Regions from separate parts of the Homo sapiens genome. Here region 2 is linked to region 1. A link is a contact called in ENCODE POLR2A ChIA-PET data. All regions are on one chromosome and are shown on one strand. The core of a region is the stretch at or near the end of the contact, and the rest is flanking DNA. Distances in the headings are between cores, read along the strand shown. Region 1 overlaps SYTL2 (synaptotagmin like 2). Region 2 overlaps ME3 (malic enzyme 3).

Region 1 (4,874 bases), core at 1,350-3,849:
ACCTTTTCACAATTCAACAATTTTATCTGCTATGTCTATTCTGTTGTTAAAACCATCTACAATTTAAGCCAATCTATAATATAAAGCTTATATTTTCGAAAGCATATTTTCTTTTGACTATTTTGATTCCATTTCTCTCCTAAAATTCTCTATCTTAACATTGTCTTTAAAAATATAGCATGCAAAGTTATTTAATGTATGTACTTAAAAATTCCAGTATCTTAAACATTTGTGAGTCCTGCTTATCTATTTTTTAAAATCTTAGTTTGGACACTTAGTTCTTTGTCTTGGTATGCCCGTTCATTTTTTGATCATATGTGGGGTATTGCATATGAGAACGTTCTAGGAATAATTGGGGAGGATTTACTTTTGCTTCTGATACAGCAGGCACAGACCACCTTCATTTAATCTGGGAATAAACTGACTTTGAAGCACAAGCCCAGTTTTCATGTGATCTGGTCTAGTTTTTGTTTGCTTATATTCCTAGGCTAAGGCCCTTCAGAGGTTCCAACTGAAAGCCATGGGAAATAGTTCTCAAAATCAGCATGCATCTGATTCACCTGAAGGACTTATTAAATCACAGATTCTGGGGCTGGGTGCGGTGGCTCTCAGCTTTAATCCCAGCACTTTGGGAGGCTGAGGTGTGGATTGCTTGAGTCCAGGAGTTGGATGGAGACAAGCCTGAGGAACGTGGCAAAACCCTGCCTTTGCAAAGAAATTAACCAGGCTTGGTGGCATGCACCTATAGCCCCAGCTACTCAAGAGGCTGAAATGGGAGGATCACTTGAACCCAGGAGGTGGTGGTTGCAATGAACTGAGATCACGCCATTGCACTCCAGTGTGGGCAACAAAGCGAGACCCTGTCTCAAAAAAAAAAAAAAAATAGACCCACTAGATTCTGAGCCCTATTCCCAAGGTTTACGGGCCCAAGAATATACATTTTTAACAGGTTCCCTGTCAATGCAGCTGACCTAGAAACGGTACTTTGAAAACCACTGGTCTAGAGTGTTTTTCCAGTGCCATTCCTTCTTGACAGGCCGTGGGCTCCAAGTTTTGTCTCCCCAGCCTCATGAAACTGCTAAAAGTCCTGCTTACCTTTTCAGTCTCATTCTGTTAGGCTTTTTATGTGCTCAGTTTGGCACTACTTAAATGTCTCAAAGTGAAAAGCAGAGAAGAATGTCAGACTCTAAGATCTTGTTCATTTGAGTCCTGTCTGTGTTAATAATTCTTTAGCACTTTCAAACTGATATTTAAAATCCCACCTTTTAAATTGTTATTAGTTTAGGGGTTGATGTGATCCAAGCTAGTCCATCATAGTAGGAAGTGATAAATATAAATAACTAATACAAACCATAACTTAGTGTCTACACAACAGTGGAACTGTTTTAGTTCCACTAAAGAAATGGTTCTCAAATGTTATATCAAAATCACTTGAAGCACTTATTTCTAGCCCTACCCAAGACCTGAACTCCTCAGAAGATATCAAAAGCATCTCATTTTTAACTGGCTACCATTACGTTTCTGATACATACCCATATTTTGAAAATAAAGCTCTAAAGAGCCAGAATTTGAAAGTAAAAAACTATCTTATGCAGGTTTCTTATACAGGTTTAGCATCCCTAATTCAAAAATTTCAAATCCATAATGCTCCAAAATCTGAAACTTTTTGAGTGCCGATATGATGCCGTAAGTGGAAAATTCCACACCTGCTTCATGTGATGGGTTGCATAAAGTTATTAAAAATGTTATATAAAATTACCTTCAGGCTATGTGTAGAAGATGTATATGAAACATAAATGAATTTTGTGTTTAGACTTGGGTCCCATCCCTAAGATATCTCATTACGTATATGCAAATATTACGAATTTCAAAAAACAAATCCGAAATCTGAAACTTTTCTGATCCCAAGCATTTCAGATAAGGAATATTCAACGTGTACTTGAAAATAACAGATAGAAGTTTAAAAAATTATTGTTCAGTCTTTGTTATACTTACAGACTTCTATGCATTTGGCCTAAAATAATCAGATTAGTGCAGCTTTGAAAATGTAAGATATGGCCTTTCCCCCCTTACTTTCACACACTATCTCATACTCCTTCAAATAAAGGGAATACAAATAAATTGTTTTATATGCTGGCTGAATAGCTAACAAAATATTTGTGTTTTGATCAAAATTAAAGCATTCAAAGAAACCTCTCCCATCTCCAAGAAAGCCATTCTGGTTTCTTCACCATCTTTGAGACTAAAGGCCTTGAAATATTTTCTGGGTATCCTGCAAGATTTTTCAAGATATACAACCTAGTTTTCCCAGGTATTAAGGCAACAGTCTAGTTCTGATGCAGAGAGAAATTTTAATCCAGAGCACTCATGAGTGACACATGGTCCCAGAAATGGGACAGATATGGTTCTGTAATGAGACCTATACCAACAAACAGGATGAAAAGTTTGTCTCCCACCTGCTGACATTTCTTCACTTTTCAGACAGCACCAGTTGCCCTTGAAGCAGAAAACAGAGGTGAAATGAAACTAGCTCTCCAGTATGTCCCAGAGCCAGTCCCTGGTATGTAATGACTTTCTATTCAGATTTATGTCCTTTCCTTATCCCTCCCTTCTCACAGTATTTACTATGCGTTTTCAAAGGTGAGGCCCTAAAGAAACTTATCAAGTTAGTAACGTATAGACCAAATGAGTCTATTCACAGTTGTAAATAAGAAAATTCTTTTTTTGTTATTGTGGCAAAAAAAAAAAAAAAAGAAAACATAAAATCTACCATCTTCACCATTTTTAACTGTACAGCTTAGTAGTGCTAAGTATATTCACACTGTTGGGAAACAGATCTCCAGAACCTTTTCATCTTGCAAATCTGAACCTGTTTATCTATTAACCAACAATTTCCTTTTCCTCTACTACCAGCTTCTGGTAATCATCATTTTACTTTCTGTTTCTATAAGAAAGTTCTCATTTTTTTTTTTAGTTTAGTTTATAGTCATTAGGTTTCACCTCACTCTCCAAAAATTTGTATCTGCACAATGTGAATGGCCTGTATTCAGAATTTGTGTATTCCTGTGTTTGGAATTTGGACTTATTGATAGTGCTATAAGAATAGAACCTGAGTGTTCTTTTTCACAGGTGGGAATTAAGAGGACTCCAGAGAACTTAAAGCTCATTCACCCTCCACTCTCAGGGTCTCATTAAGAGATAAAGCTTTTCCCTCAAGATTATTAATTGCCTCCTTGTCAGGTCTTCAGCCCAGTTAAGGAGCAAGAGACTAGCAGGAAATGAATGCCAGCCAGCTCCTTGCTCCATTTCCCAAGCAAGTTCCCCAAGTTAGTCTCTTTAAGAATCTGTATGAATGTTATGGCTGAAATCAGAGGTTGTAAACTCAAATGCTTTCAGTAACCAGGCAGTGAAGCTAGTGAGATGGAAGAAATAATTGATGGTGAGGATAGTGACTGAACTAAAGAAAAGCATTCTGATGTAGTTTATACCGCCCCCCGCCCCCCAAAAAAGAAAGAATTAGAGGGCAAGTAAAGCATATTTTCAGGCTGGATTGCTGTCAGACTGCCACCTTTGAACTTCTGGATTTTCCTAAAAGGTAGATTCTTTTGCATATAATTTGTATCCTATCATTTAAAGTCAACATTCATAGAAATCCCATTTCCCTTTTTCCTTCTATCACTTGGTAGTAGAGGGCAGGGGTATTGTGTGTTGTGATGGGTGCCACCATGTCTGAATTTTTGTCCACGTAGTTTTTCTTCTTTGAAATGGCTTCCTCTTCTCCTCAACCTACCAAAGTCTTAGATGAAGCCCCATCTCCTCCATAAAGCTTTCCCTAACTATATTAGATCTCACTGATCATATCATCTTCTAGAACATTACAGTAATAACTTGGAGTTTCACTGTATATTACATTTTTATCATTTTATTTGAATTATTCTCTCCAACATAACTATAAACATTTCCCAAGGGCATAGATTATTTCATGTATTCTCTGTATATCTAATGATGTTCCTAGCATAGCATAGAGATGAGCTTATGATAGATCCTCACTAAGTACTGTTTGGTTGACTGATTGAGCTAACCCATTCAGAAAAATCTGGTGGCATTCCTCTGTTCGTATGAACCCAGCCTAGACAACAATTTCAGACTAAGCCAACTTCTTAGTAACTATCTGCCCATAATATTAACTATTACGTATGTACATACAGTATCCCTATAAAATGTTTAACCACTCTTGACTGGGGGTGGTGGCTCACGCCTGTAATCCCAACACTTTAGGAGGCTGAGGCTGGTGGATCCCTTGAGCTTAAGAGTTCAAGACAAGCCTGGGCAACATGACGAAACTCTGTCTCTACAAAAATTTAAAAATTAGCCAAGTGTGGTGGCACATGCCTGTAGTTGCAGCTCCTCTGGGAGGGCTGAGGTAGGAGGATCACTTGAGCCCAGGAGGTTGAGGCTGCAGTGAGCCATGATTGTGCCACTGAACTCCAACCTGGGTGACAGAGTGAGACCCTGTCTCAAAAAAAAAAGTATAACTACTCTTAAAAATGACTATACCTTAGCCAATACCTGTTTTGGTTACTTTATACCCAAATATGTTTTAAATGTCTTCCACTAGCACCAACTGATACTGGTATTAATGTTTGCAAGGTATATGCATTTCATTGAAATGTTTTGAATATAACTGTAAATGGATGATTCACATTCCTGGTGTTTGATTTTGTTGAATCAAGCAAAACCCCAAATGAATGATGTGCTAATGATGTAATACTTGGTACTTAAAGCCAATATGAATTATTTTTATAGAGCTATCGAGTTCAGTAAAACCAGATTATGAAGACTTAGTTAAGACTGTATAGATTTAATCAGTTCAG
Region 2 (4,874 bases), core at 1,332-3,831, 780 kb before region 1:
AGGGGCTACAGTCATCTAATGCAGTGGTTTTTAAACCAAGCTTCCCTGGGCCCCAGGACTCCAAAGAAGCATATCAGGAGTGCTAGAAATGAAATACTTTCCACCAACCATAAAAAATGTAAACCACTTGAGGAAACACTTTATTGTTTTTCATTGCCTTCTATATCTGGTTTCTGCTCAATATTTTATTAAAGAATTATTCTGCAAAAAATGTTTGAAAATTACCAATCCACAAAATACCTTATTTGAGACTTGATGTAGTGAGCAATAGGGAGGCATGGTAGGTTCTTGAGCAACAAAAGTATTGTATTAAAATTGACAAGATGTGGGAAGAGATTAGAGGCAGAACCCATAACAATGCCCCAATTCAAATTCTGCCTTCCCTAGGGAAATCTACTCTGACCAGCCTGGCCTGATACTCTTGCCCTGACTGTAATCTTACTGGCTGTAGAATTCATTTGCTAATTAATTAATCATGCACTGCATTGTGACATCTCTGCTAAAATGGCCTATTGCTTTTCTTTAACCTTTTTTTTTTTTTTTTTTTTTTTTTGGTCCTTAGGCTTTCATTGTCAGAGGAGAGATTGGGCAAAGATGAGTCTGGACTGTTGTAGAAGGGTTCAAGAACTGGCGTGGATGGCCTTTATAGATCATTCCTATCTCAGGGCCTATGACTCAGTAACATCTCTACCAATGGTAGTTCCTAGGAAGCGTGGCTTTACTCGTGCAGTAAATGGTGAGGGTGGGAGTTGGTTGATTGGTGGGTGGTCAAAAGTCCACACCAGGCTAGCTACCAATTAGAATAGACTGAAGGCTATGAATCTGACCACATCTGAGGAAGCACAGAGGAAGGAAATTTGACACTCATTCTGGCTTGTCTTGACTCTGAAGGAGCAGAACAGTTTCCCAGTTTCAGCCTGATATGGCTCATTGTTGACAGTCCAGCTCCCCCATGTTCTCAGAAGAACAACAGCCAGATTTTGCATGGTGACAAACTCCTATGCATGCAAGGAATCTGTCCTGGGTCACAGGCTAGGAGACTATCAAAATGCATACTAGCACCCAACTCTCTAGGACATTTTCACTTCCATCGCACCAAGCAGACTGCATAATTGAGTGAGTTTGCAGTTCACTAGTTAAGGTCCAGCCTCAGGACTGAGGCCAAAATGTGCTGGAAGAAACTCACTGCCTCGGGATATGATTCAATGACACTAGCTGGCTATTTCCTTTTCATTTTCTCTTAGCAGCCTGATTTTATCGCTTGGTATCAAGAATAGGAACAAAATCATCCCCAGAACTGAAACTTTTAGATTATGGCAGAAGAGATGAAGGAATATAAGGGTCTTATGGGTGGCGGGGAGCAGGGATCTGATCCCTTTCAATGAATAAGTACCAATAATAACAATAATAACTCTTAATTATTTAATTGCTTACCATAAGCAGACACTGATACAAGCACTTCACACAATATTAACTTGTCTAATTCTCACAACAACTGTATGAGTTAGGTACTATTCACTTTATTTTAAGAGATGAAGAAACTGAAGTTTACAAAGTACAAGTACCTCATCTAAGAAAGGGGAGCCTGATTAAGACCCTACCCACTAACTGCAATTGTTAAAAGCACGAATTCTAGAGCTAGACTGCCTGAGTTCCAATCTCTTATTAACAAGCTACTTATTAACACTTATCAACGAGTGACTTAATTCATCTGTGCCTCAGTTTCCTCCTCTCTAAAATGCATTTTTAAGACTGGGAGAGTACTTATGATGGATAAATGAGGCCATCCATGTAAAATGTTTAACATACACCTGAGTGATAGTAAAAAAATCATGTTTGCTATTATTATTAATTTAGGCAGTTTCCAAAGCCATTCTCCTTTAGGCAGTGCTTCACTGTGCCCACATTCACGCATTCATGTTTGAGTTAATATATCCATTCACATGTCCAACACTGCTGTCCACAGTCCCTCACCCATCCCTCCCCTTCATTCCAATATTACTTTTCCTCTCTTCCCCAGTGCTAAACCTAGGAAGGAAAAAACAAAAACAAAAATGAAACAGCCCTAGGTGTGATCCATTTCCATTTTAGATCCCTGGTATGTGCAATTAGTAAATGCTTGGTCTTCATCCCCACCCCCAACACAGACCTATTCAGTTTTGCTCTCCCTCCTCCAGTGGACGGTGTTGTGTAGATTCATGTGTACATAGAGGGGAGCAGTATGGTCCGTGTGTTCCTGAGGGTGAGGTGTTCTTATATTTTTTTGCAGCTGTTTGAAGCTGAGTGTTACTTGGGCCTTTCAAACTCACCACTCAGAGTCAGTCACCCCCTCAAGTAACCAAACATCTTTTCATGAGACACAGTTCTCTGTACAGAAATGAGAAACAGAAGCTTGCCCAAGAGAAAGCTGCAAAATTGCTCTGAGATCACCCACTGATACTGACCTATTCAGAGGCTCCACATATAGAAGCCTTGTACTTTGCCCTCAGAGCTGGAAGGATGCCTTTGATGGCTCCAACTCCCACCCCTGTTCCTGCCGCTCCTTAAATGTGTTGTCTCTGTTACAGAGGCAGAGCCTTCGTGCTCGCTATTTTCCCAGCCTTGAATGTCCTTTCATTTTCAGGGCTGTTTCCATCTCATCATTCAGGCCTGCAGATAGGTCCACAGCAGGCAAGGTCAAGTGTGGAGGTCTGTACAAGACAGGATGTTAGAACTGAGCGTCCTGCCAAAAGCTTAGCTGAGGTTCTGTAGCTCCAAGCTTCTCCTGTTGGTTTTAACACAACATATGCAAAGAAAAATCCCTAGGCATATAGCATCCAGACTACAAAGGAAGTTAATGAGGATTTTATGTTAATTTTAAAAGATTGTGAAAAGCTGTTAGGTCTAAGCCCCGATTGCAATGTTTCACAGGGGTGTTCACATTCTGAGTCCCTCTCAGCATAGAGGGTCACTGCTCTCTCTCTCTCTCTTTCTCTTTCTCTCTCTCTCTCTCTCTCTCTCTCTATATATATATATATATATATATACTGAATATTAGGAATGCCTTCTGTGGTTCAGTCTGTATCTTAGAATTCTCATTTTCTCACTGGATCCAGCCTAGGACTTTAATCTTGCATTCTTGGAATATCTGAGCAAGAAACAACCCACTCATTTGATCCAATTTCCTCACTTTTTAGATGAGGAAACTGAGACCCAAAGAGAAAATTATTTCCCCAAGGCCAGATAATGAGAAAAGCTGTGGGAAATTAAGGAAAACTTATCCAATTATGTGCCCTCCTTCATGTAATTCATGAAATTTCCTCCAAATTTTCATTCAGGCTATATTTATCACGTGCCTTCCCTGTACCCCACAATGTGGCCAATACAAATATATTAGTTCCTTCTCACATTGTTATAAAGAAATACCTGAGACTGGGTAATTTACAAAGAAAAGAGGTGTAATTAGCTCATGGTTCTGCCGGCTTTACAGGAAGCATGGTGCCAACATCTGCTCAGCTTCTAAGAAGGCCTCAGGAAGCTTACAATCATGGCAGAAGGCAAAGCGGGAGAAGGTATATCACATGGTGAAAACAGGAACAGGAGAGCAAAAGGGGAGGTACTACACACTTTTAAACAACCAGACCTCATGACAACTCACTATCACGAGGACAGTACCCAGAGGGATGGTACTAAACCATTCATGAGAACTCCTCCCCCATGATCCAATCACTTCCCACCAGGCCCCACCTCCAACATTGGGAATTACATTTCAGTATGAGATTTGGCTGGCAACATACATCCAAACTAAATCAACAAAGAAAAGACTTGTCCTGAAGAATTCAATTTTCCCTGTGATTATAACATGGACACATAAAGTCACCAGAAAAATAGTTTAAGACCACATTCAGTTATTTGTTTTCCTATTTATTCATGTATTCATCCATCCATTTATTAATTCCTTTATTGAATATGGCAAGAAGTCAGAAGTAGACTTTGCTGTCAAGGAATTTATAAACTACAAGGGAAATTCCCAAATAATTACTGCTGGGTTTGCATAGATTTAATGTGTACGCAGCCAATGGCCTTGCCTGCAGCGTTGATCAAGGTTGATAAAGGGCATAAGGTGATCAAAAGATCTGGGACATTTACTTGGACTTTAAAAGTCATGACCTTATTCCCAGGAAAGCGCTAGCAACTGAAGAGAACACTCAGAAAGGGCCTCATTAATCAAAAAACCTTCATGGAGGACACCTGTGGCCTCATGCCAACCTGATATGCACAATCTAAGGACAAATATGGGCTGACATACATGCTGAAGCCCCCAAGCCAGCCAGTGGGTTGGTGGCCAAGAAAGCTTTATAAGCAGGAGGTTGAGGAGTGAGTTGCCATGTCCTAGAGGAAAACCTTTGTGTTGCCACTGACCTTTGGGAGGTTGAGAGGTCAGCAGGTCAGCCACCATCCCCTCCCCAGCAATGAGATTTCTGGCGCCATTTGGTGTGCTTGCCCCGGAACTCAGACAAACAGGGAAAATCAGGAGGAAAGCCAAGCTGTTCCTGAGTGTTTTCTGTCTGGCCAAGACTTGCCGTCAGAGCTGTGACTGAGGAATGGCCACATTATCCTGGGACTTTTGCTTAGAAGTTACTGCTTCCTGTGACTATGTTGCGAGTCAATGGGAGTTTTCCCCCTTAGGCCAGAATCCCAGTCTCAGGAGCCTGCCAGTCTGGCTGCCAGACCCCAGCACACCAGGGAATCTCCCAGTCTGGGAGCTGGGAAGGGAAGGGCCTCAGAGGTCCACCCTCACATCATGGGCTGAAATCCCTTCCACGACTTCCGTGCCAAGTGGAGCTCCGGTGACCATGGACTCACCTCCAGTGACCAGCAGTCTCTTTCCAACC

Evidence for each region. ChIA-PET counts read pairs that join two places held with the same protein, here RNA polymerase II (POLR2A).
Region 2: POLR2A ChIA-PET joins it to region 1 with 10 read pairs in activated B cell. The contact joins two enhancer-like sites. POLR2A ChIA-PET finds 5 or more read pairs at or near these places in 2 of 52 experiments (activated B cell and activated T-cell).

Annotation. Positions count from the first base shown.
Region 1 is chr11:85,698,201-85,703,074 of GRCh38, reverse strand. It overlaps SYTL2 (synaptotagmin like 2), which reads left to right. Exons shown (of 20, transcript NM_206927.4): 17 at 2,482-2,560. Among named protein-coding and RNA genes, the nearest start is that of CCDC89, 14 kb to the right of the region's middle. Within about 2 kb of position 2,599, at least 2 of the 41 ENCODE cell types and tissues checked have a DNase peak (open chromatin) inside an H3K27ac peak, as active enhancers do.
Region 2 is chr11:86,474,004-86,478,877 of GRCh38, reverse strand. All of the region lies in intron 7 of ME3 (malic enzyme 3), which reads left to right. Among named protein-coding and RNA genes, the nearest start is that of CCDC81, 100 kb to the right of the region's middle. Within about 2 kb of position 2,581, at least 10 of the 41 ENCODE cell types and tissues checked have a DNase peak (open chromatin) inside an H3K27ac peak, as active enhancers do.